2 separate regions of the Homo sapiens genome follow, and region 2 is linked to region 1. A link is an interaction called in ENCODE POLR2A ChIA-PET data of the cell type or tissue named here. Cell type or tissue: OCI-LY7. All regions are shown on one strand. Links, peaks and the distances in the headings refer to the core of each region. The heading gives the core; the rest is flanking DNA.

The links. ChIA-PET counts read pairs that join two places held together with the same protein. Peaks named below come from ENCODE experiments on the same cell type or tissue, not always from the same donor. Only the 100,000 strongest peaks of a DNase experiment are listed, where the experiment ranks them.
Region 2: POLR2A ChIA-PET joins it to region 1 with 13 read pairs; 2 of 35 experiments call an interaction of 5 or more read pairs at or near these places.

Annotation. Positions count from the first base shown.
Region 1 is chr18:49,167,854-49,170,772 of GRCh38, reverse strand. All of the region lies in intron 14 of DYM (dymeclin), which reads left to right. Among named protein-coding and RNA genes, the nearest start is that of MIR4744, 120 kb to the right of the region's middle. RefSeq lists an enhancer at 1,530-1,589. In OCI-LY7, for the core only: CTCF peaks have their summits at 1,401 and 1,600; a DNase peak (open chromatin) is centred at 1,642; H3K4me3 peaks cover 964 bases; H3K27ac peaks cover 1,821 bases.
Region 2 is chr18:49,431,782-49,434,700 of GRCh38, reverse strand. All of the region lies in intron 1 of DYM (dymeclin), which reads left to right. Among named protein-coding and RNA genes, the nearest start is that of DYM, 27 kb to the left of the region's middle. In OCI-LY7, for the core only: no CTCF peak of the experiment used is centred there; no DNase peak of the experiment used is centred there.

The DNA.
Region 1 (2,919 bases), core at 108-2,607:
GTCTCACTTTGTTGCCCAGGCTGGAGTGCAGCACTTGAGAATCTCAGCTCACTGCAACCTCTGCCTCCCAGGTTCAAGAATTCTCCTGCCTCAGCCTCCTGAGTAGCTGGGATTACAGGCACGTGCCACCACGCCCAGCTAGTTTTTGTATTTTTATTAGAGATGGGGTTTCACCATGTTGGTCAGGCTGGTCTGAAATTCCTGACCTCATGATCCACCCGCCTCAGCCTCCCAAAGCGCTGGGATTACAGGTGTGAGCCAGCACACCCGACCTCATACAGTTCTTTCTTACATTACACAATATCCTTGGGTGATCACCTCCACTTTTGTGATTGCAGCTGATGCAAATAGCCTAAAATTTCTCCTCCCCTCTCTTCTGAGCACCAAATTAGTATTTCTAAACTGCCCATCTGCTTCTTTCTGACCATCTCCACCTGTTGTTCCTGAGCACCTGTAGGTTTCCTAGAAGATTTGTTAAGAGCACAGATTCTAGAGCCAGCAATGCTAGCATTGACTCCTGACTCCACCACTTAGCTGTGTGCCTGGGCAAATTACTCTCTCTGGTTCAATTCCATCATCTATTTATAAAAGGGGGAGGGAGAATGGATAATGGTAGGACCTACCTCACATGGTTGTTAGATGGACAGCACCTGATATATAACTCATAACTGCTGCTACTGTTATTAATTTCTTTTTCTTCCTGAGCGCTCTCCCTCCCTTTCAACTTGTTGTATTCCTAGCATGTCAGTCACCTTATCAGCTAGCCACTGTGTTTCCCAAGTTAGAGACCTCAGTCAGCCCTGATTCCCTTCTTTCCCGCTCCATGCTGTCTCTGCCTTCCACATAGCTCCCATTTGCTTTAAGGCATCCTCATCTCTTTATTTGGATAATATGGACGTTTCCTAAAGGTTCTGTTTCTAGTCTTGTTCACTTGTCATCTCCTGTCCATCCTTTTCTCCAGGAGCAGAGGAGTCTTTCTAAAACAAGTAGAATTTTATACACTTGGCCCACATTGCTCAGGTCAGTGGTTTTCAACCTTCGGTTCTAGGAGCCCTGAAGTTCCATGGTAGAGACTCTGTGGCCACCATAGATGGCAGGGCATAGGGAGGAGGCTTAGGACATAGAGGCACAAGGAGTAATCTGCCATCCTTACTGCTGAGCCCTGCCTCCCACCTCACACCTCAATACCAAACACAGCAGTTTTGCGTTGATCACTTTCTCATATTGTAGTCCTGCTTTCATAGAACACGTCTGGCTTTCAGGATGAAGTCCAAGGTCTGAGAGAGACATGAGGCAGTTGATAAGCCATCCTCACTGCTACCCAGCCTCATTGCTGTGCTCTGCTGTGTACTCAACACTTGATGCACGTGCAGTGCTGTTTCCCCCACCCACAGGACTCGTATTTCTCTGCCCAACTCACCTTTGTGATTGCCTGATTTGCTCAGCTGACTCCTAATTGTTTCTTAAGAAGCAGTGCAGGCATCATCTCCCAAAGTGATTGCCTCTTTCTCCCTTCAGGTGCAGTTGAGCAGTCCTCACCTGTGTTCCCCTAACATTCCATGTTCACCTCCAGTCTATTTAGGCACGTCCTTTTTCACCTGACTGCGCCCTCTGGGGAGGCAGGACAGAAACTGTGTTGCTTTTGCTTTCACATTGCCTGGCACATACTAGGCGCTGGGTAAATATTTGACTCACTGTCTGTCTCAATGGCTGAGCAAGATGAAATGCAGACCTCTTAGCATGGTCCATGTGGCCTTCTTATTTGGCCCCTCTTGTCTTACCGGCTTCATTTCTTGCCACTTCTCACCCCTGTGAGTTTTCTCTATTCTTGCCTTATAAGTTATGGGTATTTCCTTGAAATCTCCCAGTGCCTTTCTAAACACTTTCCCCCTTCTGAATTACTCTTCCTCCCCGTTTGCTTTTCCAAATAGCAAGTCCTCTAACCTTCAAGGCCACAGTCAAGATAGATTTCCTCTGTGGAATGCACCTAATCTTCCCCCTGTTCTCCCACAGTGCTCTCTTCAGACCCATGGAATTCTCTGATTTCAGTATTGTAAAAATTTTTTTTTTCTCATCCCAGTAGACTTGAGTTCCTTGGGGGCGGGGAGCCATGTCTCTTTCATTATTTTGTAAGAATTAGCTTCTCACTCCGAATAGAATAAAAGTCCAGGGCTTTTGATGTGCCATAAAGCGGCCCTTCACAGTCTGGCTTCAAACTGTCTTCATTCTGGTGTCATCTCCTGCCACCATCTGTGTACCCTACACTACAGCCATTTCCACCAGCTTGTGATTTTCTCAGCGTGTTCCCGTTTGGACTGACCACACTTATTCTGTTTACATGCTGCTTTCTTTTGTGAAATGCTGTCATTGGCAGGGGCTCTGTTTTCTTCAAGATAGCATGTTCTTTTTATCAGATTTTTAAAACGTTATATAATACTTCCTGCATACACAAAAAATAGAGCAATATACCACTCTCTCATGTATGTATCCAGTGTTACCTAAGAACATTTTATATATACTGTATATGTGTCCATATATATATATATAGAGAGAGAGGGAGTACTCATGTGAGAGCTGGACTCCCTTTTTCCTCCTTCCTCAGAGAACAGTGGCTATCCTAAGTGTAGGATTTATCATTTCCATATATATTTGATGTTATTAATATATTTTATCTGTAAATGATGTGTAATATTGTTTTTCATTTTAAAAACATAAAATCAGCTTGTTCATATTTTCTAAGGATTCCTGCTTATTTTTTTACTCAACATTGTTTTTGAGATTTATTCATATTCATACATGTAGCATTAGATAATTTTAAATTGCTGTATAATATTTCCTTGTATAACTATCCCACAGTTTATTTACCCATTCTGTTCTTGATTAGTGTTTTGGCTGTTTTCATTTTTTAAATTTGTAATG
Region 2 (2,919 bases), core at 333-2,832, 260 kb before region 1:
ATCCACTGTGCCTGGCCAGAAAATATTTTATTTTTAATCAAAGTAGTATATGGATGTGATTTTGAAAAGTCAACTAATATGACAAACTTAATATAAAAAACTGCTCTACCACCCTCCCCACTCCAGAGTCCTTTTCCACAGGGGTGGCCACTTTCTTTTTCTTTTTTGTTTTGTTTTTTTGAGATGGAGTTTAGCTCTTATTGCCCAGGCTGGAATGCAATGGTGCAGTCTTGGCTCACTGCAACCTCCGCCTCCCAGGTTCAAGTGATTCTCCTGTCTCAGCCTCCCAAGTAGCTGGGATTACAGGTACCTGCCACCATGCCCAGCTAATTTTTGTATTTTTTTTTTTTTTTTGAGATGGAGTCTTGCTCTGTTGCCCAGGCTGGAGTGTAGTGGCAAGATCTCAGCTCACTGCAACCTCCACCTCCCAGGTTCAAGTGATTCCCCTGCCTCAGTCTCCCTAGTAGCTGGGACTACAGGCGTGTGCCACCACACCTGGCTAATTTTTTTTTGTATTTTAGTAGAGACGGGGTTTCACCATGTTGGCCAGGATGGTCTCGATCTCCTGACCTCACGGTCTGCCCGTCTTGGCCTCCCAAAGTGTTGGGATTATAGGCGTGAGCCACCGCGCCCAGCCTAATTTTTGTATTTTTAATAGAGACAGGGTTTCATCCTATTGGTCAGGCTGGTCTCAAACTCCTGTCCTCAGGTGACCCATCCGCCTTGGCCTCTCAGGGTGCTGGAATTACAGGTGTGAGCGACCGCGCCTGGCCACCATTTAAAAATCTATAAGCTGTTGCTTTTTGCTATTTACCTCCTTATTTATTTAATTTGAGACAGAGTTTCACTCTGTCGCCCAGGCTGGATTGCAGTGGCACAATCTCGGCTCACTGCAATCTCCACTTCCCAGGTTCAGGTGATTCTCGTGCCTTAGCCTCCTGAGGAGCTGGGATTATGGGCATGCTCCAACATGCCTAGCTAATTTTTGTATTTTTAGTAGAGACGGGTTTTCACTATGTTGACCAGGTTAGTCTCGAACTTCTGGCCTTAAGTGATCCACCTGCCTCGGCCTCCCAAAATGTTGGGATAATACCACACCTGGCCCTACTTCCTTATTTATAACTAATAAATTTTTACTGTTTTTTGATTTACTAACTTTACATATTTTCTATTGAGCACTACCTATTATGGAAGATGAAGGTTTAGCACTCGTAGACCACCAATCCTGCTGCTGCTTCTGGAATCTTCTCAGTAGAGTTAACTCACAATTTTTGGTTAAATATTTAGTATTTATATCATAGTGATTATATAAATGTTGATTACTGTTGAATTTAGTCGTATACTATGATTACATGACCTTTCTTGAATAACTTGTTTTTCCCAAAGTTTGTAGTCTATACGAAATTATTTACTTTATTCTCCATATAACTATTATTCATTGCTTCCAAATTCTCCTACAGTATTGTAACATTCCACAGAATAAGGTTAGACGCATCAAGTGAACCGTCAGTTCTATGCTTTCTTCTCCTGGTTGATCCGGGAGCTGTTTTGACTCTTGTCCCAGCCTGCTCCATGGCTGTGATTCTCTATACCACTGCCCTGTGTTGGATCCCCTGTTTCTTGAATTTCTTCCTTTTTCTTGGCTTGTTCCCTCATGTGGAAGGAGTACATCTTGTAGCTTCCTTGTAGGTTCCTGGGAGGTCTTTTGAATCTTGGCAAATCAGAAAATGTTTTTATTCTACTTTCAAACTTAATTGGTAGCTTGAAAAGCTATAGATTTCTAGTTAAATTAATTCCTCTTGGCCAGGCTCAGTAGCTCATGCTTGTAATGTCAGCACTGTGGTTGAAGCCAAGGCAGAAAGAGTTCGAGACCAGCCTGGGCAACACAGTGAGACCCCATCTTTACCAAATAACAGAATATTAGCTGGGCTTTGGTGGCATGTACCTGTAGTTCCAGCTACTTAGGAGGCTGAGGCAATGAGGCTCCCTTGAGCCCAGGAGTTTGAGGTTACAATGAGCTATAATCACGCCACTGTACTCCAGCATTGTACTCAGCAACAGAGTGAGGCCCTGTTTCTTAAAAAAAAAAAAAAAAAAAAAATTTTAATGCTGGTACTAGCTATGAATAAATCCATAATATTTTTTGCCAGTTTTAAAATCTTATAAATGAAAGCATACCATATCTATTAGGTAGCTTGCTTTTTTTTTTAAACATTTTATATTTTTGAGATGTATCCATTTAGCTCTGTTTCATTCATTTTCACTAGTGTATTATGTCCCCATATAATTTTGATAGCTTAAAATACTATTGTAAGTTAGGAATTTATATATTTCAGAGAATTTCTTTCTTTCTTTTTTTTTTTTTTTTTTTGAGACAGTCTTGCTCTTGTCGCCCAGGCTGGAGTGCAATGGTGTGATCTTGGCTCACTGCAACCTCTGCCTCCTGGGTTCAAGTGATTCTCCTGTCTCAGCCTCCCTAGTAGCTGGGATTACAGGCATGCACCACCATGCCAGACTAATTTTGTATTTTGAGTAGATCGCCTCAGGTGATCTGCCCGCCTTGGCCTCCCAAAGTGCTGGGATTACAGGCGTGAGCCACAGCGCCCGGCCTTCAGGATATTTCTTTTATAGCATTTTCTAATTGGGCTTAACAAGCCCTACTTTAAGAAATTAAACCTTATGATTAGCTGTCTTAATATAGAGGCTTAATTGAAGCTGAATTATGATTCAGTTGAAGTTGAATTGAGTTATTGGGGCCCCTGTCCCCTTGCAGGAAGGATGAAAGTAGTGGCTAGCCTCAGCTTTAGGGGCAGGCGATGAGGAGCCAGATCAGTATTTCTATCTCAGATTCAGAAGACCCAGCTGTCCATGTGCATCATCGGGGAAGCATCTTGCTCTCAGAATAAGCAGCTCAATCCA